Regions from separate parts of the Homo sapiens genome. Here region 1 is linked to region 2. A link is a loop called in an ENCODE intact Hi-C map of the cell type or tissue named here. Cell type or tissue: CD14-positive monocyte. All regions are shown on one strand. Region 1 overlaps PAK1 (p21 (RAC1) activated kinase 1). Region 2 overlaps PAK1 (p21 (RAC1) activated kinase 1).

Region 1 (5,000 bases), 42 kb before region 2:
CCGGGCGTGGTGGTGGCGCCTGTAGTCCCAGCTACTCGGGAGGCTGAGGCAGGAGAATGGCATGAACCCAGGAGGCGGAGCTTGCAGTGAGCAGAAATCGTGCCACTGCACTCCAGCCTGGGCGACAGAGCAAGACGCCGTCTCAAAAAAAAAACAAAAAAAAACAAAAGACATTAACGAGAGAAAAGCAAGCAAATATATTTAATACAAGTTTTACATGACATAGGAGCCTTCATAAGGAAATGAGGATGCAAAGAAACAGGCAAACTTGTGTATTTTTATGTTTAGGTTTGATGGAAGAAGTGGGTAGTCTTGGAGAAATATGATTGGACAAAGGCGGTATGATGTAATGGTAATAGGATCAGGGTTGGAGGGAACTTAGCAAGGCTGGTTTGTTCAGATTTTTCTGTATGTCCCTGTGTCTTCAGAGAAAAATGAGGCTTTCCTCTGGGAATAAGGAGGGTACCTCTTGAATGAGGATCTGATTACCTGCTTCAGGGGAGAAGGGTGAGGGGAAGCTGAGAGTGAGAATACTTTCTTGCGTCTGCTGTTTTCTCATATGCTAAGATGTCATATTTTGGGGTAGCATGTCTTGAACCCCATTATAAAGAATCAAAGTGGTGGCTGGAACATAATAGGTAGTCAGTAAATGTTTGAGATATTCTCAGAAGACTTAGTTCTGTCTTCTCAAATGGTTTCCCTAAAGTCTTAAAATAAATACATCAGAACTTCTTGTTCTGTGGTTTTAAAGTGTTTTGTGGAGTTTGATTCCAGAGGCTATAGGTGGTGTAAGGTATGAGCTTTGCTGTTAGTCAGATTTCCATTCTAAACTCCTGTGGCACATAGGCAAGCTCTTCTGCCCAGAGAAGGGCCTCTAGAGATGGCAGGTTTTGTGGTAAATGGATTGAAAAAGAGGAGGAGGAAACTTGGTAACTGGGAAACTTGGGTCACTTCTGCAGGCAGTTGCAGCCCACTGAATAGCAGTATGTCAGGACCTTAGTGGTGAAACCATTTTTCATTGTGATCTCTGTCTCTGTTATTCTAAGTGTCTCAAAAACTGGAACCATGTCTAAGTCCTCTGCTGTTTCAACACCTGACCCACAGTAGATATGCCAATGTATTTTTTTGAAATAATATCTATCTAAAGTGGAGAACTTCTGTGGCCCATAGAGTTCCATAAATCCCTAATGGCTCCTAATTCTTCACCCCAGCTTCACCTTGCAGAGATATTTGTATTTAACAAGGATTTTCTAGTCTTTAATCATAAGGATTTGCAGGATTTCAGGTCTTGGGTTTTTTAGGCCTTGCTCTGCTGCCTACTTCCCTTTGCAAATATGGTCAGGCCAGACAGCTATTTCCTTCATCCCTAGTCATTGTGTGGGACCTGCCAGGTTCTTTCGGGTTTTTAATGCTGGGGTGGTATTTGTGGCTTTAATGCACAAGAGTTGGGGAGCATGAAACCCACATGATCAGGTAAACATCATTCTCTCAGTGGGTCCAGGGTTATGAGAAAACATAATGCTGGGATGTTCTTTCTTCCCAACTCTACCCCTAGAATTGATACTTTTATGTAAGCCATTAATTCAGTAAATACCTTCTGAGCATATATACTGTGGATCAGACATTCTGCTGGGTGCTTTAAATAATTATCTTTCCAAATACTCACAAGTTAATACTTTGAGTTAGACTGAGGGTATTGCCTTCAATTTCGCAGAAAAGGAGTCTGAAGTTTAGATGAAAGGAAATGACTTGCCTTAGCTAGTAAAGGGCAGACCCAGGATTTGAAACCAAGTCTTCATGACTAAAAGATAATCATTGATTGTCATGCTTGTCTATGCTTTCAGAATGGGAAGCTCCTTGAAGATGCATGTCTGATTGAATTTTTGCTCCCTGTTCTCAGCACAGGGGCTAAAACAGAATTTTTAAAAAATTGAATATGTAATACATTGGAAAGTCCTAGATAGAATAGGGGAATTGGGGTGAGGGTATTGAGAAACTGTTTCCTAGTCCACATTATTTCCCTGGAGAAGCTCCAGTCCTTAGGGTGATTTTTTTTTTTTTTTTTTTTTTACCTATAGGATTGAAAAGGAAAGCATTATTCATTCCAGCAACCCATAAGGAAAACTAACACAAACATTGTAATGCTTTAAAGATCTTCGTGTCTCATTGGGAAAATAACACCTCCTTCACTGTGTTATTTTGAGGAAAAGTGAGATGATAAAAGAGTCTGCCTGAACTCTAACGTTTTATGTTAAGTTGTTTTCATGCCTGGCTTTACCTGCCCTATCCCCTTTCTGGGCTTCAGTTTCTCTATGTGTACAGTGAGATGTTGAACTGAATGGTCTTGCTGCTCTTCCTTCCTTCATTAACATGAGAACAGATAGTTGATGCCTCTGATGTTCATGTTGTTCCCATTGCCCTTTTCTCTTTAAGCGCACTGCCTAGTTTCCTTTAAAGTCGTTGCCTTCTTTAGTTTTCTTTTTAAGCTGTTTCTGTGTGGGCTAGTGTTCCCTTTTGAGGTTGAATTGAATTGTGTAAGGCCTCAGGAAGTGGTGGAAGCACCTTCCTCAAACCTGGTTGCACCAAAGGCCCATCAAGTCAAGTCTTGTCCCCAAAGAGGAAGAGAAAGCCTGGGGTTCTTAGCCCAGGCTAAGATTGAAGGAGTTTCTCTTTCGAGCTTTCTGGGTTAATTTCAAAACGTACAGGAGGGACATTTTCTTTTAAATTTCAAACACTCACCCTGTATATCATTAATATTCCTTAGCCATTTTTGTATAATATCATTTTTTAATTTCTATCCACCTTCTTAAATCTGTCCCTTGGGTCAGACAAAATGAATTCAACCTTTCCTCCACATGACAATTCTTTATAATCACAATAGTGATTTTATTACTGTTCTTCTCCAGCTAAATAGTTTCAAGAGTTTCTCAAATGACTACCTCTTTTTGCCTATTATACCACTTTGCTTTCCACAAAAAACTTCCCATGGGTAGTCCCTTCCTCATGCTAATCTTATTTCTGGTTCTGTATAACCTATCACTTCTTTGTAAGTTTTCACACTATTGCTGAAATAAGCCAAACATTCTTTCTCATGTTCCCTTAACTTGGGTCTCATAGCATTTTGTTTGTTTAACATGTTTTCCTTTGCTTGCTGTCCTTACACTCAACAACCTTCAAGACCAAGTTCAAATATCTGTCTCTGATGCCTTCTCTGACATTGTCCTCCTGTGCCAGGCAGAATTAGTATTTCTTCCTTCAGTGTTTATGTGTTACTCTGTTGTAATGGCTATGACATCATTTCTTATATTATATTTGTACTGTGTTATATTTTGTGTTGTACTGTATTGTAATTAATGTAATTTGTATATTCTACCTCTCCTTAAACACTTCTTCAAAACAACCCTTCCAAGGTTAGAAATACGTAGCAAATACCAGGTGGTCAATAAAAGAGGAAAGTACCACGCATTGAGTAACTTACTGCTGTGCAAGTTGCCTAATAAATATTCCCAATCCTCACAACAGGTCTCTGACATATTTTTCCATTTTTTCCCATATGAGTCTCCCATTTTACATATGAGGTAATTGAGGTCCAGAGAGATTAAATGATTAATTTCTGATCTCACAGCTGGTAACTCAGACAGAATTGGGATTCAAACCCAAGCTTGCTGATTCCAAAGCTTGAGTTGTGTTTGGAACTATTCTTCTGACTCCTAATTCAGTATTCTTTCTGTGCACATCAAAAACACACAAATTGAGTATGTAGATGTGTTTAATGCAGTGATGGACTAGAGTTCAAATGGGAGTGTGGTGGAATGAGGAGCAAATAGCTGTGGTACTCTCATAATTGTGTATTAAGAAATAGCCCTAGAGTTATTAATGCCTTAATTGCAACTGTAGGCAATTCTGTAATTTGGCATTTTAAAATGAATCTATTTTGGCTGGGCATGGTGGCTCACGCCTGTAATCCCAGCACTTTGGGAGGCTGAGGTGGGCGGATCACCTGAGATCAGGAGTTTGAGACCAGTCCGGCCAACATGATGAAACCCCCGTCTCTACTAAAAATACAAAAATTAGCTGGGCGTGGTGGTGGGCGCCTGTAATCCCAGCTACTTGGGAGGCTGAGGCAGGAGAATCGCTTGAACCCGGGAGGTGGAGGTTGCAGTGAGCTGAGATCGTGCCACTGCACTCCAGCCTGAGCGCGAGACTTCCCCTGAAAAAAAAAAAAAGAATCTGTTTCATCTTGTTAGCAGATATAACAACACCTACCTTTGGACATGTTCTGTTCTAAAAAGGGATGAAAAGCTGCTTCTCTCACACTACCACGGGCAAGATAGATGAGCTCAGCTTTGACTTGAAACAGTGTTAGTGCTTATGAAATCTTTCGCCTCCAAGTTTTGTCCTATTTTTGTTAGGTGCTGGTAACCTACCTTTCAGAGCTATAGAATCAGACAATGGGAATAATGGGATTCTTATCCCAACTATTTGAACAGGTTCTCACCAGGGAGAGCCCAAACACAAAGGACCTTTTTGGAGTTGGTAAAGAAGGCCAAAATGTAGACCCTGGGAAACACCTCTGCCTCCTTGTTTTGTGGCATGGGCTGCTGATTCATCCTATATTCTTTTAAGTTGGCTAATAGCGGATGTGTTATAGAAAGGTAACAAAAATAGGATCTAGCTCTTCTTATCTCTGTGTGGTTTTGGGTAAATGATTTATACTTCCTATGTCTTTATGTGTTTTAATCCAGTGATTCTTTCCAGGTGAAGGGATCCTGTTGTACAGGGACCACACATCTTTGCTGCTCAGGGACTATGCAAGGCTCTAGATTACAGCTTCTTTTGCTCTCCTTTTTTGTTTTTTTTTTTTCTTTTTGTCACAGCTCCCCTATTCACTATTATTCTAAACAGTTTTTGAAATCTCTTACCGTCTGATGTCCCCTCACCCATTCTCTTTATTGTTGAGGTTCATACCTCTTTTATAGCTTTACCATCATTTTAGAGTG
Region 2 (5,000 bases):
TCTTCCCCTTTGATGACTGGCTTTTTGAACTGATTTCTACTCAGCAAATTTTTTTTTAGTTAAAAATTTTGAAAGAATTTACCATGTTTATCATGTTTAAGTGTACAGTTCAGTTTCAGTAAGTACATTTATATCTTTTTTTCCCCCTTCATCCTCCTCACTCCCTTTCCTGGCCTTTGGTAACCACCAGTCTACTCTGTATCATCATGAGATCTACTTTTTTTACCTCCTACATATGAGTGAGAACATGTGATATTTGTCTTCCTGTACCTGGCTTTTTTTTTACCTGAAAAAATGGTATCCAGTGTCATCCATGTTGCTGCAAATGACAGGATTTTATTCTTTTTTATGGCTGAATAATATTCCGTTGTGTGTATATATACATATATACACAAATATATATTGTGTATATACACATTTTCATTTTGGCTATTATGAATAGTGCTACAGGATTCATGGGAGTGTGATATCTTTCATATATTGATTTGCTTTCTTTTAGATATATACTCAGTAATGGAATTGCTGAATCATGATAGTTCTATGTTTAGTTTCTGAGGAACCTCCATGCTATTCTCCATAGTGGCTCTACTAATTTACATTTTCACCAACAGCATATGAGGGTTCCTCTTTCTCCCCATCCTTGCCAGCATCTGTTATTGCCTGTCTTTTTCTTTTTCTTTTCTTGAGACAGGGTCTTGCTCTGTTGCCCAGGCTGGAGTGCAATGGTACGATCATGGCCTACTGCAGCTTCAACCTCCTAGGCTCAAGCAGTCTCCTACCTCAACCTCTGAAGTAGTTGGGACTGCAGGCACATGTCAGCATGCCTGGCTAATAAAAAAAAAATTTTTTTTTTTTAGAAGTGTGGTCTCCTTATGTTGCCCAGAGTGGTTGTGAACTCCTGGGCTCAAGTGATCTGCCTGCCTTGCCCTCCCAAAGTGTTGGGATTACAGGCATGAGCCATCGTGCCCAGCCTTTGCCTGTCTTTTTGATACAAGCCATTTTAACTGGAGTGAGATGATATCACATTATGGTTTTGATTTGTATTTCTCTGATGTTAGTGATGTTGAGCATTTTTTTCATGTACCTGTTGGTTATTTGTATCTCTTGTTACGAAAAATGTCCGTTCAGATCTTTGCCAGTTTTTAAATTGGATTACTTGTTTTTTTTGCTATTAAGTTGTTTGAGCGCCTTATATATTCTCGTTATTAATCCTTTGTCAGATGGATAGCTTACAAATATTTTCTCCCATTTTGTGGGTTGTCTCCACTTCGTTAATCAACGGAATTTTTGTGAGCACTGTCCTTAAAGTGGGGGAGTTAGAGGGAAAGCAGAGATGAGAACGACAAGATTACTGTTTTATTGGCACTCACTGTCAGAATGTGGAGTGTGTGTGTGTGTGTGTGTGTGTGTGTGTGTGTGTGTATTTCTCCATAGTGGCTCTACTAATTTACATTTTTGTCAACAACATGAGGGTTCCTCTTTCTCCCCATCCTTGCCAGCATCTATTATTGCCTGTCTTTTTCTTTTTCTTTTCTTGAGACAGGATCTTGCTGTTTTGCTCAGGCTAGAGTGCAATGGTACGTACGATCGTGTGTATGTGTGTGTATGTATATATGTGTGTGTGTATATATGTATGTACAATATTCACAGAGCTTTGAATATTGCATCCATCCATTATCAAATATTTCTGAACCATCTACTCTATGCTAATTATGGTACTAGGTTGGTGGCGATACAAAAATTGAAACTGGCCTCAGTTGTTGCTCTCAAATGCAGATCAAGGAATGTGGACGCTCATGTGGTAAGTATTGTAGAAGGAAGCACAAGGGGCTGTGATAATGCAGAAGAGGGCACTTTTGATTTAGCAAGACAGTGGCAGAGCTAGGACCTAAACTTAAGTCTTCTCTGAAGGTGATATCTATTCTCTTATACCCTGTTATCTCCTGAGTTTGTGTATACATACAGTGTACAAAGAGTTTTCCTATATCCTCTTTTCTGCCTACTTTTGGGGCTAGACTCTAGGTACTGCTGACATGAAAAAAAGAACAATCCCATGTGGCAGGTCACTGTGCCATAGCCAAACAAACACTCATTACCTTGGAAGGGAAACAGACTTCGTCCCTGTTAACTTCTGGCTCGAGGCCACTTGGGTGACTATATGCTGAGCTCCCTCTCTGAGTCATTTGATCTCTTCCTTCCTTTCCTCCCTGTTCCATTTACTTAAATTCAATTTCTGGCGGGTTGCAGAGTCCAGAGACCAGATGCAGCTAGGCTAGGCATTTTCGCTTCCACTGGCCTCTATAGAATAGGGATTTAACACCTCATAGGGTTGGTGAGGATCAGATGAAATAATGAATGCGTGAAAATGCTTTGTAAAGTGCTATATAGATATCATTGTGGTTGTTCCCGAGTGCATTTTCAAGCCGTGAAAAATTGCTCAGATGCTATAGCCTGAAAGCCTAGGGTTGCCACTGACAGGCAAGAATAGGCACTCAGTATAGACACCAAGATTTACTAGACCCTTTCTCTGCCCTCGAAAAACTCACAGACTAATAGGAGAGGATTGAACCTCAATCCTCCGTGAGTAAAGGAAAAGGAGTGGGGTAGATAGGGCTTTAGGACTGGTAATTTAGTTCCATGGTCAAACAAAAACCACGAAGTATGTGCTTTATTTAAGGTCGAACAGATAGTAGGTGGCAATTATAAAAGATACTTTTAGTGACTTCTTATGATGTAACACAAAAAGGGGAAGGGGGACTTAAAAGTAGATTGACTTCAGTTCAAATCCTGGTTCTACCACTTACTGTTACCTGATTTTTAATCTTTTTAAGCTTCATGTATAAAAATGGAAGATATTCATACCTACTTTGAAGGGTTATTATAAAGCTTAAAAATAATCATATAAAAAAATAATAATAATTATATAGTAGGCACGTAATAGCTATACTTATTCTACAAGTCCCCTGACTCCTAGGCTGTTAAGGGCCCCTCTTCTGGATTCATGCAGCACCTATGTCTTTCCTCTCACCAATCAATAGTGCCAGTTACCATATTGTATTGTTATTGTGGTTAATGTATCTGCCTTTCCCATTAGTCTGTGAGATTTTTGAGGGCAGGGACAGGGTCTAGTAAATCTTGGTGTTGATACTGGGTGTCTACTCTTTTTTTTCCTTTGAAATCGTATCTCTGTCTGTTGCCCAGCCTGGAGTGTAGTGGAGCAATCTCAGCTCACTCACTGCAGTCTTGACCTTTTGGCTCAAGCAATCCTCCCACCTCAGCCTCTTGAGTAGCTGGGACTACCGGTGCCTGCCACCACACCTGGCTAGCTTTTGTATTTTTTGTAGAGACAGGGTTTCACCACATTGCCCAGGCAGATCTCAAACTCCTGAGCTCTAGTGATCCACCCACCTCAGCCTCCCCAAAGTGCTGGGATTACAGGCATGAGCCACTGCACCTGGCTTTGAGTGCTTACTCTTGCCAAGTCCTATTTAGTTGCTGAGTATACTTTGGTAAGCACAGCAGACTTACAAAAGCATATCGTTGCTCCTTTACAAAGCTTATCACTTATTGAGGGAGATATATAATAAGTAAACAAATATAATTACAACTCATGATGATGCTGTGAAAACCAAGAGTTCCGTTTGGTCTTGTTAGATTTGAGGTACTGATGAGAAACGCAGGTGGAGTTGTCTAATAGATGGTTTTTAGGCTGAAGAAAGCTGTTTGGTCTAGAGATCAAAACTTGGGCATTATCAACGTATTAATAATATGTAAAGCCATGAGAATGGAGGAAATAATCTTGGGAAAAGTGTAGTGTATCAGTAAGGAAGGTTCCGAGCAAGGAAGGTCCCAAGCCTTGGATGTGTGGATGATAGCTGGAGAAGGAGGATTCTGCAAACGAGGTAGGAGTAGACAGAAAGATGGAAGGAAAGCCAAGTGAGTGTACTTCCCTAGAAGACAGGAAAGTAGAGTATTTGAAAGAGAAGAGAGGTCAATTGCGTTTAATGCTGCCAAGATACTGAGTAACGTGAGGACAGAAAAATAAGGATTTGATTTGGCAAGATGGGGATAATTGATAATCTTGACAAGACTGCTTTTGATGAAATGGTAGATTGTTAGTTGGCAGACAGAAGGGGAGGAAGTGGAGATAGTTTAAGTAGACAGTTCTGAGAAGTTTTGCTATGAAGGGGAGCAGAGAAATAAGTGGTATTTGGAGGAGGATGTGGGTGTCAAGGGAAGGGTGTGTGTGTGTGTGTGTGTGTGTGTGTGTGTGTGTGTGTCTGTCTGTCTGTCTGTCTGTCTTTGAATAGGAGATGCCAAAACTTGTTTACATTCACCCAGTATTTCTCAGATCAGTCCAGAAATTTAGATACCATCTTAATTTTTCTTTTTTTTTTTAATCACATGCTGTATCTAATCTTTAACTCATTTGACTCTACCTTCAAAATGTATCTGCCTTTGAATTACTTCTCTCCCCCTATTGCCAATCATCTAAGCCACCATTAGTTTTCACCTGGATTATTGCAATAACTCCCTAATGGTCTCTCCACTTCTGCATTGTTCCCCTGCAGCCTGTTCTCCTCTGCTGCTAGAGTGGTCTGTTTAAAAACATAAATCAGATCAGTGCTCAAAACCCTTCAGTGTCTTTCCACACTTGCTGAAAAGCCAAATTTATTGTGGCCTATAAAGTTCCACACTGTCTGACCTCTGGTTACATCTCTGATCCCAGTCGCTTACCATATTTCTCTTTGTTTACTCAACTTTAGTCTTGCCAGTCTTTTTGCTGTCCTACATGCCCAGTGTATTCTCATCTAAGACATTTGTACTTATTACTCCTTCGCTTAAAATGCTTTTCCAGATATTACTATGATTTGCTGTCTCATTTAAATGAGGTCTTAAGTAACTGTTTCTCAGAGAAGCCTGTCTTGATTATCTTCTTTTATGTACCATGCCCCATGCATGCGCCTCCCCCTCATATTCACACATACACGTGGACTTGA

Evidence for each region. Hi-C counts contacts between places; a loop is a spot of excess contacts. Peaks named below come from ENCODE experiments on the same cell type or tissue, not always from the same donor. Only the 100,000 strongest peaks of a DNase experiment are listed, where the experiment ranks them.
Region 1: a loop joins it to region 2, with 2.1 times the contacts of the local background. A loop is called at or near these places in 4 of 110 quality-filtered maps.

What each region holds. Positions count from the first base shown.
Region 1 is chr11:77,446,762-77,451,761 of GRCh38, reverse strand. All of the region lies in intron 1 of PAK1 (p21 (RAC1) activated kinase 1), which reads left to right. Among named protein-coding and RNA genes, the nearest start is that of PAK1, 25 kb to the left of the region's middle. RefSeq lists enhancers at 2,268-2,697, 2,277-3,047. In CD14-positive monocyte, no CTCF peak of the experiment used is centred here; DNase peaks (open chromatin) are centred at 2,581, 3,481 and 4,601; H3K4me3 peaks cover 1,282 bases; H3K27ac peaks cover 2,882 bases.
Region 2 is chr11:77,404,955-77,409,954 of GRCh38, reverse strand. All of the region lies in intron 1 of PAK1 (p21 (RAC1) activated kinase 1), which reads left to right. Among named protein-coding and RNA genes, the nearest start is that of PAK1, 67 kb to the left of the region's middle. In CD14-positive monocyte, no CTCF peak of the experiment used is centred here; DNase peaks (open chromatin) are centred at 584 and 2,144; H3K4me3 peaks cover 2,509 bases; H3K27ac peaks cover 4,478 bases.